2 separate regions of the Homo sapiens genome follow, and region 1 is linked to region 2. A link is a contact called in ENCODE Hi-C or POLR2A ChIA-PET data. All regions are on one chromosome and are shown on one strand. Each heading gives the region's core, a stretch centred on a gene start or an enhancer-like site at or near the end of the contact. The rest is flanking DNA. Distances are from core to core; before and after follow the strand shown. Region 1 overlaps LOC105372932 (a long non-coding RNA gene). Region 2 overlaps LOC105372932 (a long non-coding RNA gene).

Region 1 (4,547 bases), core at 334-2,833, 42 kb before region 2:
ACAATTCGTAAGTTTTAAACTGCACACTGTTCTGAGCAGTGTGATGAAATCTTGCGCAGCCCTGCTCCGTGGGACATGAATCCCCTCTGTCCAGTGTATTCATGCTGTATAGGCTACTTGCCTGTTAGTCACTGAGTAGGCATCTCACTTATCAGATTACTGTCACCACATCCATCGCATAGTCATTTTATCATCTCACATCATCACAAGAAGAAGAGTGAGTGCAGTATGAGATGAGGGAGAGACCACATTCACATAACTTTTATTATAGTAAATTATTATAATTGTTTTATTATGAGTAGTTATTTAGGGTTCAGTACGATCCACAGTTTCAAGCATCCACTGGGGGTCTTGAAATGTATCCCCTGTGGTTAAGGAGGCGATGGTGGGGGAGTCTCCTGTGTCTTCTTTGGTGAAGCATCTGTTCAATCTCTTTGTTCATTTTTAATTGGGTTATTTGATTTCTTATTGTTGAGTTTTGAGAGTTTGTTATGTAATCTGGATATAAAGTTCTCTGTTAGATAGGAGATTTGAAAATATTTTCTTTTAGTCTGTGGCTTGTCTTTTTATTCTCTTGGAAGTGATTTAGCAGAGCAAAAGTTTTTGATTTTGATAAAATTTCATTTTTTCTTTTTTGTATCATGCTTTTGCATCATTTAAAATTCCTTTCCTAATCCCAGATAATGAAGATATTTTTCTATGTTTTCTTCTAAAAGTTTTACAGTTTTATGATGAATACATTGCCTTTTGATGAACAAAGAAAATGGGCTACTTGATAATAGATTTCCTTCTTGGTGGTGTAGTTTGCCCTATTGATTTTGGAGAGTTGTAGGAGCCTTCTGGACAGGGCTGCATGCCTGGGAATGTCTCTTGCATCACACACAGGCAGAACCGCAGTCTGCTATCCACCATCAAATATTCAAAAATAGTCTGATAAGCAAGTGTTTTTTCATGTGTGCTAGAATCATATGATGATAATGCCTGATCTGAACCAATGCGAGACTACTTTTGTTTATTTTATCCCTACTGATGTGACCACCACACATTCAGTAATAGAACTCTTCATGTGTTGAATTAGGGGTCCTACTCCAGTCCCTGATCAGAGTATTCCACAATATTCAATGTATAGACTGTGTTACATATCTACCGTCTGAAAATTCTGAATTCTGAATAGTGGATTTGTTCACAAGGGTTTCAGAAAGAGGATTGTGCATCTGACATTTAAATGGTTCTTGTGATATGATAGTTCTCATAGTCGCAACGAGGAAGTCTTCTTCCAGTGTCCCCAAACCTGGCCAGAAGTTCACATTAATTTGACTGAGGATGGAAAGAGGGGTCACTATATTTACTACATTATTCAATCCAAATTAATATGTTTCTCTCATGACAAAGGAGGTTTCTTGATATCTTTTCCCATTCTTCTTTCTGGTGATAAAACTACTGACCAGTCAGCCTCTAAATATTGGAGAAGGCCTTGACTTTCACATGATGATGTATGTATATGAGTACACACATCGGTTAGAAACAGGATGGGAGGCCAGGGTTAGACCCAAGCAAGGACACCCCAGCCCTCTGCTTGCCAGGACTGGGATGCTGTGTGTCCATCTGGGCCAACTGGAAACAAGAAGAAAGACAGGGCTTGTGGCATGATTTGGGGCAGCCTGTGCACAGTGGCTGGCACAGAGCAAAGGCCCAATAGAAGTTAAGCAAAGGGCATTCTGACCACGATGTCTGGTCATTTCAGGTGTGACTGTGCCTATAATTGTACCATAAGGAATTCAGCCCATGCGACTAAGCTATGCCTTTCTCTGTAGTAGCTTAATGGGAAATCAGGGCATCTCCGGCACTGTAGTGTGTCACTTCATCAGACATAGAGCCAACTCACACATTTGTCCTTCTGATGCATGTCTTTCCTCCTCCTTTACCGATGCAAGTAGAGTGAGAACCCATGCTATGATTCCACTCCCTGTCTAAAACCAAGTGTACTCTGAGAAAGTTAGAAACTATTCTGTATCTGCTTCCAGAAGCTTATCTCAAGACTTAAAAATTGAAGAGAATAAAATTAATAGCCAGGAGTAACAAAAAAATAGAGAGATTTTAGCTTGCCATTTCTTTAAGTTATGTATTTTTGTCTTGTGAGGTTCAATTTGGAGAAAAGCACTTAGACACGAGGCAGGGTCGGTTCAGGGGCAGGGCCATATTTAAAAGCTCAAAATGCTTGCTTTTGTGGTGACAAAGGAATCGACACTTCTTTTTTCTTCCCCAAAGGAAACAGAAGCTTATTATCCTGACAGAGGAAATGCAGAAATTTGTAGGTGGAGATTAACCCTTACTCCCAAACACTGAGGCTCCTGTTCAACTTCTTGCTTAAGAGATTTTAGTAACTTTTAAAAATTCTTAGCATGCTACATTGGTTGGCTCTCCAAATAATTCAGAAAACTTGTGACCTGAAGCTTTCATGGAGTTGATGTAACTGTTCTGGAAATCTCTTGACTTGAACTTGAGACTCACTCACACACAGCTGCAGTATGTCCACCATCAACAGCAATCTGTACCCAGAAAGCAGTGGGAAATGGGGAAAAAACAAGAGACAACCTCAAAGAAATCTAGGTCTTTCCTGAGCTGCAGTTCTACATATTGACCACCAGGTGTCTATCTTCACACAAGCAGTCTTGCTTGGATGATGGTGTACTACTTGACTGTGGGATTATTTTAAAAATGAAAGCAATTTTTTAGATATGGGTATATATGTAAGTATAAATGTGCAAATGTAAAGTGAAGTCTCAAAGCCAAACTTAATAATTTACAATTCCTTATCTAAGTAGGATAATCAATTGAACCTTGTGTTGATCTTCTAAAGTTGTTTGGAAAAACTAATTGGGGGAGTAAATGGCCAATAGATTTGGGGAATGGTGAAAAAAAAATTGTCCTCTTCCTAAATTTTATCATGCTTTTTTTTTAAATTTCAAGATTCTTAGCATGCAAACAGGTGTATGTTCCCAGGAACATGGTTTTTGGTAAAAACAGACGAATTGTATTCTGAGCTGGCTTCTGTACTCTGTAGTTCAATTTCATAGTTCAGTTTCTATTGTAGCTTATTTTCCAGTTTCAATTCTAGGCCCTGATACAGGTGAAAAATATCTCTACCAGGAAGTGCAAGAATAAGATTTGACTTTTTTTGTCCCATAATTGGAAGTGACATTATAGTAGAATTAGATAACTCCAGTAAGGTTTAGGATGCACAATTTATGCATTTATGTCAATCTTAGAAAAGAAGTGCTCTTTTGGTCTGTAAAGAAAGGTCACCAGATTAAACAGTTTCAGGGATATCTTTTATATCTCTCTACTTTTGTTTGTTGTTCATTTGTTTTGTTTTGCTTTAAGTTACCCAAAAAATAGTTTCCATAATTTTAGGAACCTTCTGTTTTCATTCTCTTCCTTGCCAAAACATGGAGGTCCCTGAGAGCCCTAGAGGCCCTTTATATCTTTAAATAAATTATATATAGAAGAGACTTAAAAAAATTACCTAGTACAGAAGTACTTTAAGAGAAAGAACTGTACCATCCTATGCAACTATTTTAGTGAGGCCTGAGGAGGAAGAAAACATAAATATATTACATCAAAGCACTGCGTGGAGACTGAAGACTTTCCTTTTGGTTGTTATTTTTAAGTTTTATTTGGTTTCATTTATTGTTTTGATACCTTTGAAACATTAAAATAAGTTTCTCCGGTGACTATATCTATCAAGCTCTTTATTGGGTGGTGCTCTCACCAATGTTGGCTTCTCATTTCTGTTCCCTCAAATATTTATAGACAATGCTTACTAAAGCTCAGTTTGTTCCCAAATTTTGTGTTTTTTGTTTTTTCTTTTCTTTTTTCTTTTTTTTTTTTTTTTTTTTTTGAGACAGAGTCTTGCTCTGTCGCCCAGGCTGGAGTGCAGTGGCGCGATCTTGGCTCACTGCAAGCTCCACCTCCCGGGTTCACGCCATCCTCCTGCCTCAGCCTCCCGAGTAGCTGGGACTACAGGCGTCCGCCACCATGCCCAGCTAATTTTTGTATTTTTAGTAGAGACGGGGTTTCACCATGTTAGCCAGGATAGGATGGTCTCGATCTCTGACCTCGTGATTTGCCCGCCTTGGCCTCCCAAAGTGCTGGGATTACAGGCGTGAGCCACCACGCCTGGCAATTTTGTGTTTTTAACACTATTTTTTACAATACGTTCATTTGTTCATTAATTTGATCAAACTTTTTATTACTCACTGTGAACTTCATGCTGTGAATAGAATAAAAATGATTAGGAACCAGTCTCCTCTCTCAAAAAGCTATTAAGCCAGTGAAAAGAATTTTGTGAGCCATCTCCTAAATACACTTCTGGATCCTATTGAATAACGTGGAAATATGTTACGCTGCAGGCATTTGTGAAATAAAACAAATTTCTGTTTTATGTCATGTAATGTGCTTTCAATATAAAATTGTTATGTTTAGAGAGCATCGTCACTACAATACATGAAATAATAAGTCATGTTTTTGCAATGGAGGTGAAACAT
Region 2 (4,445 bases), core at 372-2,871:
GATGGACAAGGAGGAAGGGATATAGCATGTCAAAACACCAGGCAAATTCAAATTTTACAGTAGTCATTTTCATTTCAATATGTGCCTTAGTTTCTCTCATGGGTCATAGGGAACTGTCCATTGGTTGCCTCCCTACACAGGGGAGATCTTCTGCCTCCCGGGGCCTCTTCAGAGCTCTCTCTCTTCCCTTTCTCTCTGTCTCTCTCTGTCTCTCTGTCTCTCTGTCCCTCTCTCTCTCATTACATTCCAAAACACTTCCTTTCCTAGGCAGACAAGTTTAGCCATTTTTCTTGGAAGCCTTGACTATTGCCCACAGAGCATTCAATCCCCAGGGGCTCAGAAACTTATATTTACAAATGAAGAGAATTCCCTCCCTAAGAGAAATTGTGACGACTATTAAGATAATAAGTTTCCACATCCTTAAAGAGGACAAAATTGGGGCAAGGGAGAAGGCCAGAGAAAGACATCTTTGTTTTGGATATTGCAGCAGGATAGTAACATGCTGGAGGTCCGCAATGGCACAAAGATCACAGGAGAAGCATCCATGCCAGATTTGGAGGGTATTCTAGTCATCTGCATGGAAAAATATCTCTCCACACTTGCCACCAGAAAACAACAGCCATTTATTTGCTTACAATTCAGACAGAGCACAGTGGGGATAGCTCATCTCTACTCCGCAATTTCCAGGCATGAGCTAGGATGGCTGACCAGTAACAGCTGGCTGGGACAATTTAACAGAAGCCATATGGGTAAGTTCTCATTATTCTCTGACTTCTTTGGTTCTCCTCCATGTGGTGCTTCCTTCAGCTAGCTTGTGCTTCCTCACAATATGGTGATTCCAAGGGAGCGGAACTTATATGTCAGCTGATTTTTCAGAGATATAACATGTAACCTGCTAGTCTTCTTTAGGTTTGAGCTCAGGATTCTTAAAACATAATTCTTGTTTCATAGAAAACCACAAGAGGGGAGCAAATAGATTCTACCACTTGAGGGAGCGGGGGTTCTTCATAAAATGGAAGTAACATGGAAAAAGGCTTCAGGTAGACACTTCTGATTATAAAGGAGGAATGTCCCAGAATGGGAATCAGGAAGAAGCTTTCTTTCCAAGTTGCATCCAGTCTTCCACACTTAAATTCTTAAACTTTCATTCCTCAGTAGATACAAGACACATTCAATTCTCTTTTTGAGTCCTGAACCACCAGCAAACATCACCTTACCTGAAAGCATTGTGGCAATTGTTCTTATTCTCTCCAGTATCGTGTTGTCTCTGGTGCTGGGGACATCAGGCATTCCACTGTGGGTTCTGAAAATCTGGGGTGAGCTTTATTCATTTTGGCCTCAGCTCAGATTTTTTGGAAAAGTGTTCCTCAAGATCATGGACAGAACCAAGGGTTCCACTGTGGAAAACCTACACTGGGGATTTTCATTGTTCTCTTTAAATGTCTAAGCTGTTTCTTCAGATCTGTGACAGCTGCCAGCCAGGATGAGGGATGGAGCTCATGAGGTGGGATGTTTTTCCCTGTTTCATTGTGCTTTATTGTACATAACAAAGGATCTAGCCAGCTGCTGTGTGGAAGAGAGTAAGATGCTCAGAAAGCCCTCTTTCTTGGTCTGTTATGCGATTCTGAGAAAGGAAGCTCAGGCAAGATCAATACATCCTCCGTGTGGACGTCAAATGGCTTGTGACATTGGTTCTTCAGGGCTGTTTTTTTAAGGATATTCCAGTCTTATGAGTTTGACATGAATTTGGCTTGATGCCCTGACAGAATGCAATGTAGGCATAATTTGATCTTCCTGTAATTGTCTATTTAACTTGGCAATCCAGACTAATTTTTTCCTGTGAAGTGAGCCCAAGACGTCACTAGGACAGTGGTTGGGTTAATTAATGAGGCATAATAATGTGCATAATAAAAGTTTATGATGCGGGTTCTCTTCCCACTATTTTCCTCTCCTTCACATAGAGAATTTCTGGTCCCACTGGAATCTGTGAGTCACGGTTTGTTAAAGGAGTTTTTTCTTGTAAACAACAGTAAGGAGAAAATAATAACTTGAGAACCATCTGTTTGATTGAGTCCTTGACTTTTTTTTTTGTTACCATTTCCCCCCATTGCATGTTAAAGGAAGTAAATAGGAAAAAAAAATTCTAATTATATTACTGTTTACTGATTATTGGATAACTTTTGTTGTATTTATTTTAAATACCATTCTGATCCACACCCAAAGCCTTAATCATCTTTCTGCTTACTGCTCCTTCCTACTCTCTCTTCTTTTTCTTTTTAATATGGAACTAATTACTTTAAACACTATTCTCAAGCTTGTTCAAATCCTTACCGCTCAGTGGCACCAGGGATAGATGTGGGGATAATAGCTTTCTTTGGTATCAACAGTGACTTGGGGAAAAGAAGTGTTCTTACAAGCGCCAATGGCAACATCAGAGGACACAAGGCATAAAAGATGGCTTTAAGTCTTAGCAGTTTCACCTGGTATGGCTGAGTTTGCAGAAATCATTAAACATTCTTTTCTTATCTGAAACCGTAGATTCAACAACTTCAATTCTATAAGTAGTTAAGCACGAATAATGTATGCAGCAAGGACTGAGCTAGACCTGGACTTGATAATATGCATATTAACTTTGCCTATCATAAGGAATCAAGTGATAAGATCCAGTGAGAGAAAGTAGATGAAAGTTCTCTGTAGACTACAAAGCACTGCCTAAGTCTGAGATATTATTGACACTTTTATCACAGTAAAGCATCTGATAGTTGAATTCACCCACTTACGATTTCAGGGCCAGTTGGTTACCTTATCATCTGGAGTTCAGCAAGGAAATAATAGTGTACCAAGCAAAGCTTGATGTTTGCATTTCTATGCCTAATCCTTTCCCTGAGTGGAGAAATGGTGCCTCTATGTTAGGATCCCCCACGGATGCCATTTTGCTGCTGTCAATGAGCACATGATCTACTTCAGTTGAAAATTCCTTGACTTCACCACTCCAAAATTTTTCTAAAAACTAGTGCCATTCTTGAGCAAAGTCAAATTTTGTTGAAAACAACTTTTGTTAAAAAGAAAGCATAGGCCAGGTGCAGTGGCTCATGCCTGTAATCCCAACATTTTGGAAGGCCGAGGCGGATGGATCACGAGGTCAGGAGATTGAGACCATCCTGGCTAACACAGTGAAACTCCTTCTCTACTAAAAATACAAAAAATTAGCTGGGTGTGGTGGCACGTGCCTGTAGTCCCAGCTACTCAAGAGGCTGAGGCAGGAGAATCTCTTGAACCCAGGAGGTGGAGGTTGCAGTGAGACGAGATTGCACAACTCCACTCCAGCCTGGGCAATGGAGTGAGACTTCATTTCACAAAAAAAAAAAAAACAAAACCCTAAACACTGTGATCAACCTGGCACACTGTCACATTCCTGCTCTTGGCTCTCATTGCTACCAATGTTTGGAAGTTGAAATCTTATTAGAACAAAAGTTTTGGATCAAAATTGTGCATTCCATGTGAGTCATAGGTGATGAAGTCATAATCCAACTTCTAGCTTGCCCAACTTCTTGAAACTAGGCATATCAGGAAACAACAGTATTCATAAAAGGAAAGATTTAACCTGCCCTGCTCCTCACCCTCATCAATTAAGTCACTTTTATACATATGAATAGTAACACTATTAGCTGTTATCCTCTCATAGATCCATTTCCAATTTGGGAGGAGTTATGACAAATGTTTATATTGCTGCTTCCAAATAACCTTAGAAATACTCTCTGCACATAGTATTTGTAAATTATGGTTAATTGAAAAGAATTTATTTTGAGAATTAGTCAAGGAGTTAGAACTATCAAAGAAGAAAAAGTGGATGTCACTAAAAAATATCACCTGGAGAATGAAAAATTAGGGCTTAGTATCACTGTTCTAACTCAAAGTGCAGAGATGCTAATACACCAATAAAGACAGTGCCCATCTTCTAAAAGTTTACCATTTTAGACAACAGCAATCTGCATAAATATATGAAGGAAGTTGCTGGGGCTCCAAAAATAATACCCCAAAATGAAAGCCTCAGAAGCAAAAGTTTTTCTCTGACCTTCTCCTGCCCCCCTAACTCTCAGTCCCATTCTCTCCCAAGGTGAGAATCTGTAGAAACTAGAGAATTCTTTAGAAACTAGAAGCCCTCTTCTCTAAGGCAGGTCATAGAAACCAGAACCTCTTTTCCACAAAGCCAGCCATAAAACCTAAAAATATTGCTCTAACTTTCCCTCTATCTTTCTGCGTAAAAATTGACCATAAAGAAATTACCTGGGCTAACATTTTTGACTGTAGGTCATAAGATCCTCATTCCAGAGAGGCTTCTGCCCTATATCCAGAAGGAAGGAATGCATGCTCAGAGAGGCCAAGCAGAATCTAGACAGGCCTTGCTGGGTTTCCTCAGTCCATCTATTAGCATTACATCATAC

What was found. Hi-C counts contacts between places; a loop is a spot of excess contacts on that map. ChIA-PET counts read pairs that join two places held with the same protein, here RNA polymerase II (POLR2A). Pooled maps may share reads with other maps.
Region 1: a loop to region 2 is called in a map of posterior vena cava, with 5 times the contacts of the local background. The contact joins two enhancer-like sites. A Hi-C loop is called at or near these places in 3 of 168 maps with a recorded cell type or tissue (MCF 10A, endothelial cell of umbilical vein and posterior vena cava) and 4 of 50 pooled maps. POLR2A ChIA-PET finds 5 or more read pairs at or near these places in 3 of 52 experiments (MCF 10A, PC-9 and naive thymus-derived CD4-positive, alpha-beta T cell).

The regions. Positions count from the first base shown.
Region 1 is chr1:221,433,709-221,438,255 of GRCh38, reverse strand. All of the region lies in intron 3 of LOC105372932 (a long non-coding RNA gene), which reads right to left. Among named protein-coding and RNA genes, the nearest start is that of LINC02817, 100 kb to the right of the region's middle. Within about 2 kb of position 1,583, at least 2 of the 41 ENCODE cell types and tissues checked have a DNase peak (open chromatin) inside an H3K27ac peak, as active enhancers do.
Region 2 is chr1:221,391,646-221,396,090 of GRCh38, reverse strand. The region is part of intron 3 of LOC105372932 (a long non-coding RNA gene); the gene reads right to left. Among named protein-coding and RNA genes, the nearest start is that of LINC02817, 58 kb to the right of the region's middle. Within about 2 kb of position 1,621, at least 3 of the 41 ENCODE cell types and tissues checked have a DNase peak (open chromatin) inside an H3K27ac peak, as active enhancers do.